3 separate regions of the Homo sapiens genome follow, and all the other regions are linked to region 3. A link is a loop called in an ENCODE intact Hi-C map of the cell type or tissue named here. Cell type or tissue: A673. All regions are shown on one strand.

Region 1 (5,000 bases), 310 kb after region 3:
GGGATTACAGGCGTGAGCCACCACTCACGGCCAACACACTATATGTTTAAATTATCATGCTTACTGTTTGTTTTCCCCCAGTTGACAAGAGGGCAGGGATTGTCAGTCTTCCCAACCTAGCTGAAAAAAAAAAAAGGAATGAATGAACAACCAACAACTGGAACATGAGCTCCTTGAAGACAGGGAATTTGTCAGATTTGGATTCTGTTAAATCACCATCATCTACAACAGAGTGTGGCACAGAGTAGTCCCCCAATAAATGTTTGTTGGATGAACCAATGACATTTAGAGTCAGATAGACTAATGTTGCCTTTATTGAATAGACTCTATGATAAGCAATGAACATAGCAATCACTTATGGGGAAAAAAAGGACATCTACCTTTCTAAAAATCAGGACATAAGCACATTTTTACTGCAGGAAATGTTCTATTATCTTTATTCAGGACCGTTAAACATTATGTCAAATGACTAATATGCTAGAAAAACTGGGATTACTACCTTAACTCTTTCCTTAAGTTTCCAGAGATGAGATCTGAAATTTACTGCATTTCCCTGGATGAATTATTTTCTTTTTTATTTAAGTTATAAAAGTTATTATATTATTATATTATTATAAAACTCTATATTTAAGTTATATAATATCAGTTAGACAATTTTTTGGGTAGTAATTACAAACTTACTTTGTATAGAATAAATACAGTCAGGTGAGGTGGCTCATGCCTGTAATCCCAGTGTTTGGGGACACTGAGACAGGCAGATCACTTGAGCGCTGGGGTTCCAGAGCAGGTTGGGCAACATGGCAAAACCCCATCTCTACAAAAAATACAAAGACTAGGCAGGTGTGGTGGTGCATACCTGTAGTCCCGGCTACTTGGGAGGCTGAGGTGGGAGGATCATGTAAACTCAGGAGTCAGAGGTTGCATGCAGTGAGCCAAGGTAACGCCACTGCACTCCAACCTGAGCCAGACCCTGTCTCTAAATAAATAAATAAATGGAGGTAAGGTATTTAGTTCACCTGAAGGATAGTATGCTCAAGGAGACAAAATTTTGTCTAAATTCACAAGGACATTTTCAAGAAAAATAAACCATTTGTGCTTGGCAACATTGGGGGCCCTTTGATCTAATGTCCGTCTCGTTTAGTCATTCATAACTTGAATTATCTTGAAACACTCCACTGACTAACGTGAACCTGCTAGGAGGTGCATTCCAGGCCAGAGAATTGTAATTCATGCCCAAGTATTTCCACTGCTTAACTGTGTCATTTCACTTCTCTAAAGCAGTTGAAATCTTGAAATCACTGTAAAGGTGAGTGTAGTAATGTAATTTGCAAGAAGGATAAGGAGAAGAAGAAGAAAGAAAAAAGAGAAGAAGAGGAAGAGGAAGAAGAAGAAGATGAAGAGAAGGAGGAGGAGGAGGAGGAGGAAAGACAGAAAGACAAAATTGAGATTGCCAGATTAAAAAATTTTGTGTGCAGCTAGGCTCAGTGACTCATGCCTGTAATCCCAGCACTTACGGAGGCCCAGGCAGGAGAACTGTTTGAGGTTAGGTGTTCAAGACCAACCTGGGCAACATGGCAAGACCTCATTTCTACAAAAAAATAAAAATTGCCAAGTATGGTGATGGTGTCCCTGTGGTCTCAGCTACTTGGTAGGCTGAGGTGGGAGGATCGGCAGGAGATCGAGGCTGCCATGAACCATGATCACGCTGCTGCACTCCAGTCTCGGCGACAGAGTGAGACACTGACTCAAAAAGAAAAAAGTAGGGCCGGGTGCGGTGGCTCACACCTGTAATCCCAGCACTTTGGAAGGCCGAGGTAGGCAGATCACGAGGTCAGGAGATCGAGACCATCCTGCCTAACACGGTGAAACCCCGTCTCTACTAAAAATACAAAAAATTAGCCAGGCCTGGTGGCAGGTGCCTGTAGTCCCAGCTAGTCTGGAGGCTGAGGCAGGAGAATCGCTTGAACCTGGGAGGCGGAGGTTGCAGTGAGCCGAGATCGCGCCACTGCACTCCAGCCTGGGTGACAGAGCGAGACTCTGTCTCAAAAAAAAAAAAAAAAGAAAAAATTTTTGTGTGATAACATGGGAATTATAACAAAGTTCAAGAAGCTAACAGCCCAAATCAGTAATTCCATTGAGATCAGAGGGCTGACAGCAGATGGCGCTATTCCATCTTGACTTAGCCATTGTGCAAGCAACCACCTTGGAAACCACTGAAAGGCAGCGGCATCAGTCTCCTTTTTTAGCATCGGAACTTGGACAGGTGACCCAGAGTTAAAACTTTTAAATGAAGGAATATTTTATCCTAGTATTTTATTTTCATAAAAAAGAACTAACGCAGTGGCTTATGCCTGTAATCCCAGCACTTTGGGAGGCTTAAGCGGGTGGATCACTTGAGGTCAGGAGTTCGAGACCAGCCTGGCCAACATGGTGAAACCCCGTCTTTACTAAAAATAGAAAAATTAGCCGGACGTAGTAGTGCGCGCCTGTAATCCCAGCTACTCAGGAGGCTGAGGCACGAGAATAGCTTGAACTCAGGAAGCGGAGGTTGCAGTGAGCCAAGATCCTGCCACTGCACACCAGCTTGAAGCATAGAAAAATTAAAGTACTGAAGTAGATTAAAATGGGAAAATGTGTTAGAAGTTATTGTGTGGGTGTTTTCCTACCATGCCTGGAAAGCTTATTCTTGTTTGGCATTTAATTAATTCAGTTCACTAAAAAATAATTGAGTGCTCACATGTATCCAGCACAGTTATGGTTGCTTGGTGTACATCCATGAACAAAAAAGACAAAGATCCCTGTATTTGTGGAGCTTCTATTGCATCAGGGAGAGAAAGACAATAAAAATAATAAATAAGAAAATAGTACAGTGTGTTAGAAGGGGGTAAGTGACACTTTGGAAAAATAAAGGCAGGGCATGGTAAGGGGGCTCAGGCATCCTGGGCAGTGGGGAGGGTTTGATTTTGTATAAGGTATTTTATTCATTGAGGAGATGACATTTCAACAAAAATATAAAGGATGTAAGGGAGTTAGCTAGGTAAATATCCAGGGAAAGAGGAGTTCCTGCAGAGGGACTAGACTTTACAAAGACCTCAGTTTGGGAGCATGTTTGGTTTGTTTAGAGAACTCAACAAGATGGTCAATGTGGCTGCAGTGGAGTGAATGAGAAGGGGAGCAGGAGAAGATGAGGTCAGAGAGGTGAAATAGCGGGCAGATCCTGGAGGCTTTGCAAACTATTCTAAGAAATCGAGTGCCATTGTCAAGTCTTGAACAAAGGAGTAATAAAATCTGATTTATGGCTTTTTTCTTCTTTTTTTTTTGAGATGGAGTCTCACTCTGTTGCCTAGGCTGGAGTGCAATGACATGATCTCGGTTGACTACAACATCCGCCTCTCGGGTTCAAGTGATTCTCCTGCCTCGGCCTCCCGAGTAGCTGGGATTACAGGCATCCGCCACCATGCCAAGGTAATTTTTATATTTTTAGTAGAGATGGGGTTTCACCAGTTTGGCCAGGCTGGTTTTGAACTCCTGAATTCAGGTGATCCACCTGCCTCGGCCTCCCAAAGTGCTGGGATTACAGGCATGAGCCACCGTGTCTGGCCTGGTTTATGTTTTTAAAAGATCATGCAGTCCTGTGATAAGAATAGTAGACTTTAGAGGGTCAAACATAGAAGTTGGGAAGCTAGAGAAGGGGCTATTACAGCAGTCCAGACAAAAGCCCAGAGTGGCTCAAACCAGGTATTAATGGAAATAACAATGGAGGTATCAGGAAGTAGCTGGATTCTGGCTATTTATTTTGACATTAGAGTTGACAGATTTTTTTTTTTTTCTGATGGATTGGATATTAGATGTGGGGATAAGAGAGGTGTCAAGAAAGATTTGAAATCTTTTGCCCCCAATTAACTGGAATGACGGGGAAGACTGTGGGAGGAGTGAGTTTTGAAACACAAATTGGGTGTTGTGGGCTGGGCGCGGTGGCTCACGCCTGTAATCCCAGCACTTTGGGAGGCCAAGGCAGGCGGATCACGAGGTCAGGAGTTTGAGACCAGCCTGACCAACATGGTGAAACCCCATTTCTACTAAAAATACAAAAAATTAGCCGGGCCTGGTGGCGCACGCCTGTAATCCCAGCTACCTGGGAGGCTGAGGCAGGAGAATTGCTTGAATCCAGGAGACAGAGGTTGCAGTGAGCCGAGATCGCGCCATTGCATTCCAGCCTGGGCAACAGAATGAGACTCTGTCTCAAATCAATAAATAAATAAATAAATAAATAAATAAATAAATAAATAAATTGGGTCTTGCAAGTTGAACACATTGATTTTGAGATGTCTACCATCAACTGCAATAGAAAGGTTATGGAAAGTAAGAGTTTGGAAGGAAAGGCCAGGGCCATAGTTTTGGACATACTGAGTTTGGATGTCTATTAGCCATCAAAGTGGCAAGAAAAAGCTTCTGAAAATTTTTGAATGTGAAATTGATAATCCGTTTCCATCAGTGTAGGACACCTCAAAACAGCAAAGACTGGACTAGAGAAAATTATATAACTAGAGGCTATTATAACCTGGGCTGGATAGGAAGAGCCTGAACTTGAACTGGCAGTAGACGTGGAGATGGGCAGAAGGACAGTGACTATCCTGCAGGCAGAATGTCCAGGACTTAGTGGCTGGTTCGACTTGTTGGGTGAGAAGGAGGTAAAATGCCTGATTTATGGGAAGTGGTTAATGACAGTAAAAGAGAAGAGATGAATTTCAGAGGACGTCTTTTTCTCTGTGTTTTTATTTGTATATTTCTTCCTAAATTCTCTTGTATCCTGGAAATTAAAACAGAAAATTATCATTGTATCTTTTCTATAAAGTCTCAAAGTCAAGGGAGGAAACTGGGAAATACACCCTATCAGATTTAAGAGAAAAAGACCTCTGATACTGTCTTTCCTCCAATGATTCTTTAAAAAAATCAATTTTAAAAATTGATAAAGAAAATTTGTATATATTTATGGTACA
Region 2 (5,000 bases), 340 kb after region 3:
GAGGGAAAATATTTTTGGTGAGATTTTTACTGAAAGCCTTTATTTTTTCTTTTAACATCAGAGAAGATTTATATTTAGAATTCAGGAGCAATTTCCAGTGACAGATCACTTTAGCTTTTTCTGTCATTCAGTTAGAAGCTAGTGACATTTCAATCTGAATGAAAAATACTCTGAAATTGAAGGACCACCAAAGCACTCCTGAATCTAACATATTTTAAATACAAATGATTTCTGAAATTAAAGTAATTGATGGCAAAATCTGGTGAGGAGGCTGTCTTAGTTTTTGTTTGCTCTTGTAAGGCAATGATGGAATATTCAGTAATGGCTGTGTTAGCAGTCTCTCTTTTATGGTTATTGACTCTGTCTTCCACAGCTTGCTGCAGTAGTAGTGATAGTGACATGAGACAGACAAATTCCTAGGCAGACAGGGATGGGTCCCTGGTGAAACCAGACCTTCAAGCCAAAGCCAGTTTAAAATTTGAAAACTGAGAGGCTAGTTCAGGATAGAGCCCACGACTGAAGTGAGAACTTCTATTCCTGTCTTACCTTCTCCCTCCATTGGTTCCTTCTGGATAATGTCTTTTAACCAGTCAAATTGTGCTTTTTCCAAGCTTGCCCATGGACCAATCAGCACACACTCCCTCATTCTAAGCCCATAAAAACCCCAGACTCAGCCTCACAGGCAGCTATGTCTGCTTTTGGGGTTCCCTCTTGCAGCTGTGAGCTTTTCTTCTGTCACTCAATAAAATACTTCTCTGCGTTACTCACTCCGTGATGTCCACGCACATCATTCATCTTGGTTGTGAGACAAGAGCCCAGAACTTGCTGAGCTGCAGACAATGGCAATAAAAGAGCTGTAACATGCTCCTGCTCATGGGACCACAGGAGAAAGAGAGCTGTAACACCCCCCACCCCACCACCTCACCAAGCTGCAGGAACAAAGAGCTGTGACATTTCTGGAGGCTCAGATGTTGGGACTCCTTGAGCAAGAGCTGTAACACCTTTGGGGCACCACAGTTGCTATCATCTCTGAGTTTTTGGGTGCCACCATGTTCCCCTCATCTAGATGCTGGCACCCACCATGGAAGCTGATCACGGCATGCCCAGTCCAGCAGTGGGCTGAATGTGGAGCTGTGGCAGGAATGGGATCTGAGTGGGCATGAGCCAAGCACAACCTGCAAGGCTGAGCAGGTAGAGTGAGCCCAGTGGGCCCAAGCAAGGCCGGATAGAGGCAGTGGTGGCTACAGAGATTTCCAGCTGACAAAGCAGCACTCATGAAATCCTGTAACACTAGAGCCACACCCAAGTATGGACCAATATCAGGGTGGTAATTCTTCAAGATTAATATTCTGTTACAGGAATCACCAAGTCAAGTGGTACGGTCTACTGGCAGACAATCAAGTGCAGAATTTTCTCAGTTTGGTCATCCCAAATAATTAAGTCTAAATTCTGGAAGCCCAGGAGTGCAACTTGGTGGATGGAATTAGGGCAAGTCAAGAGAACCTATTAAAAAGGAATTAAATTGAAGTAATAATTAAATCAAATTGTGGGCAACAGTCCTGCTTTTTTCCCTGCAATGTTATAGGATGTTTAGTTCTTCCCCTGAATAAATTATTCAAGGCCATATTCACCTTGAGCCCTCTTGCCTTTCTTTTCAAAATCTCCATATTCTACTATAGTTCCAACAAATGGAAACCAGTATTACATTTTACATATTTTTAAGAGTTATTATGGCAGATTGAAATGAGCACAAGCTTTTGAGTTGGAGTCGGCCATGTTAAGTTTGTGTTGCAAGTTATACATAAAGGTGGAGTTATCCAGAAAGAAGTTAAAAATGTGGGACTGGAGATGGTGGTAGAAGTTAGGATTGAAAATCTTAGAGGCAGGGGTTGAAACTGTAAAAATGAAAGAGGCCTGGTGGTGGGGGTAGAGTGTAGGATATAGAATAGTATGGAACACACATGTTTGAACCTAGATGAAAAGCTCCATTTAAAAATAGCTAGAGAAATGAAGCATGAAAATTAGCCTCTGAAGAAGTAGGAAAGGCAGGAGAAAAACAACATAACCCAGAAAACCCTAGCAGTACCAGAAGTAAATGGTTTAAAAAAATATTGCATTATGGAGATGTGAGCTATAGAAAGACTATTGAGGAGGTTGGAGAAACTACTACTGAATCTGGCATTCAGGAGCTTATTGGTGATTCTCAAGGGAGGAAGATTTAAGGTATGACTAATTAGTAATTAAAAATTCCACCCCTGCTCAAGAACAGTAAATAGAGTTTTGTTTTGTTTTTAAATTTGAGATGTTTGAGTACATTTATAGGTCAAGGAGGATTCACAGAAAGGGGAAGAATGATGATGCAAACAAATGAAAAAAAGATGATGGATTCAAGAATTCAGAATGAGAAATTTTCTTGCAAGAGAGAAGGAGGAATATCCAAAGAAAATTTTAGTTTGCAAACTGAGGTGCTTATTTTGATATGATCTTTTTCTTCCTAGTGAAAATAAGAAGCTAGGAAGTTCTAATGAAGAGAAGGGGAGGTCATTTCAACAGCTATTAACAATTTTAAAATCTGTTTTATTTTTTCTTTAAGATTGGTGGAAGGCGTTTTAAGCTTTCATTTATAAAACGACTTGCCAAGATCACAAAGCTGGTATTAGAGCTGGCGCTAAGCAGTGTGGGGCTAGGGCTGGGAGTGATCATTGTATAGCAGTGAGTTTTTCTCTTCTTTTTATTTTCTTTTGTCTTTCTCATGTCTTTTTTCCTTCTTTCCTTTCTTCCCCCTTTCCTTCCCTTCTTATTTTCTTTTTTGAGTGGCTTTATTGAGGTACAATTATGAAATCACTCACTGTTTGTATAATTAGATGATTTCTAGGAAGCTCATATAGCTGGGCAACCATCATTGCAATCTGGGTTTAGGTCATTCCTATTACTCCAAAAAGTTGCTGTGTGCCATTTGCAATCAGTTTCACTCCCAACCTCAGGCCCAGACAACCACAGATCGCTTTCTATCTCTATGGATTTGCTTTTTCTAAAAATTTCATTTAATGGAATCATAAAATATCTGATCTTTTGCATCTGGCTTCTTTCTTTGCATTGTTTTTCAGGTTCATCATATAGCATGTATCAGTAGCTTTTTCCTTTTTCTTGCTGAATAATATTCTGTTGTATGGATCGACATTTTGTTTCTCCATTTCTTCCAGCAACATGAGTGTGTTCATTTCACAGGAACTGGCATCCTCTTCAAAAGAAATTAATAGATGATTCAATTGTGAAATATTTTCATAATTTCTGCTTTAGTTGACCTATAATTTCTTCCTTACACAATAGCCAAGATATTCTCATTTATATTATGAGGAGTGTATTATAAACATTTTTTTCTAAACTCATGCAATTCTTGAATACAAACTTCACAAATCCACTATTAAAGCCCTCCTAGTTTTTGGTGGAGAATAAAAGATAATGAGTTTCTCTGACATGCTTAATACTTCCTTCTGGAAATGAAGATTAGTTGATATTAACTGAACCAAGTAAACCAATTAAGATGATGATGATATGATTAAAACCCTTAACTGTATTTTACTTTTTACAAACTTTTATATCATTTCAGTCAATTCTTTTAACAGGCCCATTGTGGTATGCAGGAGTGGTATTTGAATCCTCATTACAGGTAATGAAACAGATTAAGAGAAGTTAAGAGCTAAAATCTCATAGGGCTGAAACTCAAACCTAAGTGCCCCGGTGCTGTTTATATTCCACCCACACACTATTCCATTCCCCATGTGTCTTGTCTTATTCTAGGTGTCTGTGTGTGTGTGTGTGTGTGTGTGTGTGTGTGTGTGTGTGTGTACGCATGTGCCTGTGGAGCCCAGTGCCAAATGAATATATGGGGCACCTTGTTAAAAATTATTGAGTATTTCAAGATGGCGACAGCAGAGTCTTAAACCAAATACAGGGCCCTTGTGAGCACAGGGTCCTCTTGGGCCACACAGGTTGTGTGCCCATGAAGCTGGCCATGAGCTTGTGAAAGAATGCCCTATTCAGGAAACTACTGGTAAGATTGGAGTGTCAGATGTGGAAGTAGAGAAGCAAGGCAGAGTTACTGCTCCCATCTATTTACTCTGAGATGGGAGTAGTAATATATAGAAGCCAGGCCACTAAAATTTTATGTTCCATGCTACTATTTTTAATGTATTCCAAAGGCAGAGAAAGTCACCTAATAATTTTAACTGAAAGAATTGCAATCACATTTATATTTTAGAAAAAAATCAATCTGATCTATATTTCAAGGACGGATTTTCAGGTGTGAAAATGAAAAGAGGAATATAAATTTGGGGAGAAATATCAGTATTCCAGGTTAGAGGAGAAGAGGGCCTCAAGGCAGTGGAATTTGAAATGCTGAAGAGGGGGTGACGTGGGGGATCCTGCTCCTTGCCTTTGAATGCCTTGACAGCCAGAAGCACTCTGGCACCTCATTGTGCCTCAGTCTGGAAAGTCCCTCCAGAGAGCAAGCTGGGGGCTGATGGTCAGGCTGACCACATTTGCATCCCTCCATTAGGAAGCATGGTGGTGGGCTGCCAATGTCTAAAAACAATCACTTCATGTATTTTTCCCAGTTTGAATTTCTTTTAGTTGTTGAAGGGCAAGTCCAGTAACAGTTTATTCATTATGGTTGAGTGGAAAACTGTGGTTTATTTTTAAATTTAGTAATTCAGTAGCTTCATCTGAGATAGTATTGCCCCCGGTGGGTTAGTTCTCCGACATCCTGGGAGTCATTTCTGGAGGGTGGTGGAATAAGAAAGCATTTTTAAAATATTAAATTAGGTATCAACTACCTTTCTATCTCTCTCTCTCTCTCTCTCTCTCTCTTTCTCTCTCTCACACACACACACACACGCACGCACACACACACATTCTTGAATGCTTTATAGAATGGGAGAAAAAGGCTCAGAACTACAGATTCATTCACATAATGTGAAGCCTATTTAAGTATACTCATG
Region 3 (5,000 bases):
CATCCATGTGTCTTTATGGTAGAATGATTTATATTCCTCTGGGTATATACCCAGTAATGGAATTGCTGGGTCAAATGGTAGTTCTGCAGTTAACTCTTTGAAGCATCACCGTACCGCTTTCCATAATGATTGAAATAATTTCCTCTCTCTCCAACAGTGTATAAGTGTTTCCTTTTCTCCAAAATTTCATGAGCATCTTTTTTTTCTTGACTTTTTATTAATAGCCATTCTGACTGGTACAAATTATAACGTTGTACCTTTGCAACTTTGGAATTGTTTATATTAGCCACTTGTTTCAATTTTTTTCCTTGAAGCCTTTGATTAAAACACATAATAACCCACACCATCTCTTGGTACTGTCTGTGATGCCAGATTCACAGCAGCCCCTCCTATCCTTATCACTCTTCCTGGAACGTCCAGGTAGGGCTTTTGACAGAGGGTTGCATTCCTAGAGGCAATTAAGCTGCCTATCTGCCCCAGGACAGTGGCGTTATTGTGGAGTCTCACAGATGCACTGCTCTAGGGGCTACTGCTTTGAGGATGGGGATCCATCTCCATGCTAAATCTCCCCACCCCCACCCCTAGTGAATGACGCCGTGTATAGACTTAGCGTTGAATGTCAAACAAGACAGTACTCTAAAAAACTGGATTTGGAAGCAAGATACCTAGTGTATTTCCTGGCTTAGCCACTATGAGATTTTCTTATCTTGGGTCATCCACTCCTTCTGTCTTTGCCTCTAATTTCTTTATGAGTGAGAGATTGCAGTGGGCCAGTAAGAGCAGCCTAGGCTTTGTGTCATCATGACCGACTTCTTACACTACCCTTGGTAGCTGTGTGCCTTAGGTGAGTCACTGCCATTTCCAAGCCCCAATGGCTTCACTTGTAAATGGAGCTAACATAGTCTGCCTCACACAGTTGCTGAGATATTTTTTCCACAGACTGCCCCACTCCTCCCTGCAAAATTAGTTGTTTTTTCATTGCTATATCATCAGTACTAGGACAGTGCCTGGGGTATAGTTAGTACTCAATAGATACCTGTGAATGAATGAATGCAAGGCTATTCCCCCCAACATACATGGGCATACATACACACACACACACACACACACACACACACACACACAAACACACACACACCCTCTACCTCACAGAACCTTGGAAAGAGTGAAACACTGTCTGGAAAGCATTTTGAGTTCTGCAGAAAAGACTGCCTTAAACATCTAAAGTTATGTTCCTAGTTATCTTCATATTTCTTCTCTCCCACACAAGTACTTAAATTTTAGTAGCAAAAGCAGTTAGTTGTCCCTGATCATCACTGAGTGGGCTGAGTATTTTGTTTTGTTGTGAGATTGTCTCAAATTTTGGCTTTATCACAGGACTCAGAAGCTGCTATCGAAAAACCCAAAGAATCCTTATGAGGAGTCGAGCAGAGATGTGAGGAGTCGCAGGCCTGCTGACACTGAGGATGGGATGTCCTCTTGCCCTCAACCTTGGGTAATGTGACCAAAGCAGATGAAGCAAGGAATTGGCTTGATATTAACCCCTATTCATTTTTTCTATTTTTTCACTGAGTTCAGAATGACTGGAATCAGTTATAGCTTCCAGCTGGTGTCAGTGTTAGCCAAGACCACATCAGCTAGGGAGGTCCTGGGTGGGAGGGTGGGGGAACTGTGTTGTTAACTAAAGGAATCAGATGAGTTATAATAATGCCATAATTTAATGGCACAATAAATTTTTGGAATTTTTTTCTTTCATGTAGATTCTTTCTATAACTTAGATTTGTATGTGTTATGTGAAGGCTTTCCATATTTTTAGTTAATACATTCCAGATACATGTCTTAAAAACCCAAGATTGTGCTTCTAATTTATTTTCTTTCTTTCTTTCTTTTCTTTTTCTTTTTCTCTGTCTTTTTTTTTTTTTTTTTTTTTTTTGGACAGGATCTTGCTCTGTTGCCCAGGCTGGAGTGCAGTAATCCAACCACTCACTGCTCACTGCAGCCTCGAACTCCTGGGCTCAAACAATCCTCCCAGCTCAGCCTCCCAAATAGCTGGGACTACCGGCACACACCGCCACGCCCAGCTAATTTTTGTATTTTTTGTAGAGACAGAGTTTCACCATGTTTCCCAGGCTGGTCTCAAACTCTTGGGCTCAAGCAATCCACCTGCCCGGGCCTCTCAAAGTGCTGGAATTGCAGGCATGAGCCACTGCACTCAATTTTCTTAATTTTCTTAATATTTCTTAATATTTCTTTTATTTTCTTAATATTTCTTTTCTCACACACATTTCAACTCCCCAAATTTCAGTAGCAAAATAGTTGCCAGATTTAACAAATAAAAATATAGGATGCCTAGTTAAATTCATACTTATACTGAAAGTTCAAATTTAAATTCAAAATTAAATTTAACTGGGTTCTTTATTTTATCTGACAATCCTAGATATTTTCCGAAAAGCACAGAGGTTTGGGAAATTCAAGATGTTTCATAAATCATCCACTTCAGTAATTGATCTTGGAACACTAGAGGGCAGTCTTGAAACAGGCTACACATTCTTGAATCAGTTAAGGGAATTTCCATTTCTAGAAACCTGTCAGAGTTAAGGACTGATTCAGTGTGTGCTGTTGGCATTATTTGTGGTATATATTGTGGAAGAGACTGGAATACATGGCAGGTCCATGGAGGATTGAATCCTTAGGGAAGAGCTATTACAGAGAGGTTATGGAGGAGCAAAGGCAATGTTTGGGGTCCTTCCCACATTATTACCCCTACTCCCCAGCTCCCATCTCACAGTGAATTCCCAGAAAGTAGCTTTCCTGTAACTGTGCTTTTGACTACCAGGTGATCATCTTTTCCTACCTGTAATAGGCATTCAGTGTTTCCTTATTTATTTATTTATTTTTTGGTTGGACTCAAGTATGGGGGAAAAAAATAGAGGCTGGGCAAGTTTGCTCATGCCTGTAATCCCCATGCTTTGGGAGGCCAAGGCAGGATTGCTTGAGGCCAGGAGCTTGGGACCAGCCCGGACAATATAGCAAGATCATATTTCTTTAAAAAGATTAAAAAAAAAAACTTTGCTGGGTGTGGTGGTACACACTTGCAGTTTCAGGTACTCAAGAGACTGAAGCAGGAGGGTCACTTGAACCCAAGAGTTCAAGGTTGCAGTGAGCTATGATAGCACCACTGCACTCCAGCCTGAGTGACAGACTGAGACCTTTTCTCTAAAGCATGAGAAAGAACATGAGTTCTAGCCTTACTCTCCCACCAGTTGGCTATCTAATCTTGAGCAATTCCTTTAACCTATGCAGACTTCTGCTCCCCACTCAGTACAAGGGGTTTGGATTAGATGATCTCTAAGATCCCTTCAGTCTTTATCAGTCTTTATCAATTCCACAAGTGTGTGATTCTAGGACTAAGCTCTAGAATGTGTTGGTTCTTTGAGGCCTCATGACTTTGCGAACTTCTAAATTACCCAGATGTCACTTGTCAGTCTACATGGTATTTCATTCAGGTTTTGAGTAGCAGGTTTAATTCATCTCATTAATTCATCATCATGGGAATGAAGGAGAAACACAATCTGTGTATGACTATTAAAAAATCAAAAGCATTTGCTGCTGTCATGAGCAACTTGTTGGCTCAGAGCTATGTTGGGAGGCCTGGGGCTGCTGAGCTCAGTCCCCCACAGCCGTCATAACTGTCGTTGACAGCAACTGCTGCTGTAGATATCAGTGGGAGTGGGAGAGAGCTGAACGCTCAAACTAGAAGAAAGAGCAGAAACAAATGTAGTTCTATCAGCTCCTTTCCCCACCTCAGCCCAGAATTTCGGGACCTATGTTCTTCTGACAGAGAGGCACGAGGTTAGAAAATTTGCAGTGCAGAGGGTTGGATTTTGACTTGAGACAGAAATAATGGGCATGTGTCTTTAAACAGTGGGTTGCGTGTTGATTTTGCAGTGTGTTGCTGCAGGAGATCATCAATGAGGAGGAGATGAAGCATGATTTGTATTATAAGAAAATGAAAATACATGTTCTGTGGATTCACACTTCCCTTACCAACATTTCCCTGCCTTCTGCCTAATTGACCCCAGTCATCATCCCTTTCTACACCTTTCTCAAAGGAAAATATGGGCAAAGAGATTGTTTTCTACTCCTCTTTCTGTTGTTTCTGAGTTGTGTGCTCCTTTCTGTGGAGCGCCCATTTCTGAACCAATGAAGCGTGATCGGCCAAAACCTTGGGGCAGTCCTTGCACTAGTTACTGATTGACAAGGAAGGACTTCACCAAATGATGTCCTTTGTCCTGTTGTATGGGGTCACTTCTTTTCTTTCCTTGTAGCATGGATCTGTTTTAATATCTAATCTATCTAGAGTGAATGTGAGCCAGTGAACTCTGGTCAGCCTGCATTGCAAGTGCCCAATCAATTTTTGATAATACAAATAATGACAAAAGTAATCATTTTGTTGACTGAAGAGAAATGTTGTTTTCTGTTCCTTCCTATTAAAATTCTAGGTCCCTAGGCTGTTCAACCAGCTTGCAAAATTGTCATTGCACTGGTAATTATTACTACCTTTAATGGCCCCAAATTACTCAGAACTTGGTAGCATGTTTAAATGAGTGTTATTAATGTGTGTGTGCGTGTGTGTGTATGAAAAGTTGTAGCACACACATATATTAGATATTATTTGCCTGGCCTATGGGCAGTTCTTAGAATACTTATGGATTCTTGGATTGCTTATGGTAAATCAGTGGCTCCAGGGATCCGTGACCTAAAAGCTGAGATTCCATAATTAGAATAGATTCTTCAGTTAACATATTGGTGTGCCTAGTTGCTTTAAGACAAAGTAACACAAGGCTCCTCACTGAATGTTGAATCTCTCTTTAGATAGAAAGACTAACTTCACAGGGCCTTTCTTCTGACTTTCACTTTCCATAGGATGAACATCGTAAAGCCATAGACTTTGATTCAATGTACGTTGAGATAATTTGTGAATTTTAACAATATCCTCT

Evidence for each region. Peaks named below come from ENCODE experiments on the same cell type or tissue, not always from the same donor. Only the 100,000 strongest peaks of a DNase experiment are listed, where the experiment ranks them.
Region 1: a loop joins it to region 3, with 3 times the contacts of the local background. A loop is called at or near these places in 33 of 110 quality-filtered maps.
Region 2: a loop joins it to region 3, with 4 times the contacts of the local background. A loop is called at or near these places in 8 of 110 quality-filtered maps.

Annotation. Positions count from the first base shown.
Region 1 is chr4:110,313,496-110,318,495 of GRCh38, forward strand. No RefSeq gene overlaps it. Among named protein-coding and RNA genes, the nearest start is that of ELOVL6, 120 kb to the left of the region's middle. RefSeq lists a silencer at 1,998-2,292. In A673, a CTCF peak has its summit at 2,155 (motif pointing right); a DNase peak (open chromatin) is centred at 2,186.
Region 2 is chr4:110,342,436-110,347,435 of GRCh38, forward strand. No RefSeq gene overlaps it. Among named protein-coding and RNA genes, the nearest start is that of ENPEP, 130 kb to the right of the region's middle. In A673, a CTCF peak has its summit at 1,911; a DNase peak (open chromatin) is centred at 1,926; H3K27ac peaks cover 358 bases.
Region 3 is chr4:110,003,128-110,008,127 of GRCh38, forward strand. It overlaps EGF (epidermal growth factor), which reads left to right. Exons shown (of 24, transcript NM_001963.6): 22 at 1,378-1,495. Among named protein-coding and RNA genes, the nearest start is that of EGF, 93 kb to the left of the region's middle. In A673, a CTCF peak has its summit at 2,516 (motif pointing right); a DNase peak (open chromatin) is centred at 2,544; H3K27ac peaks cover 419 bases.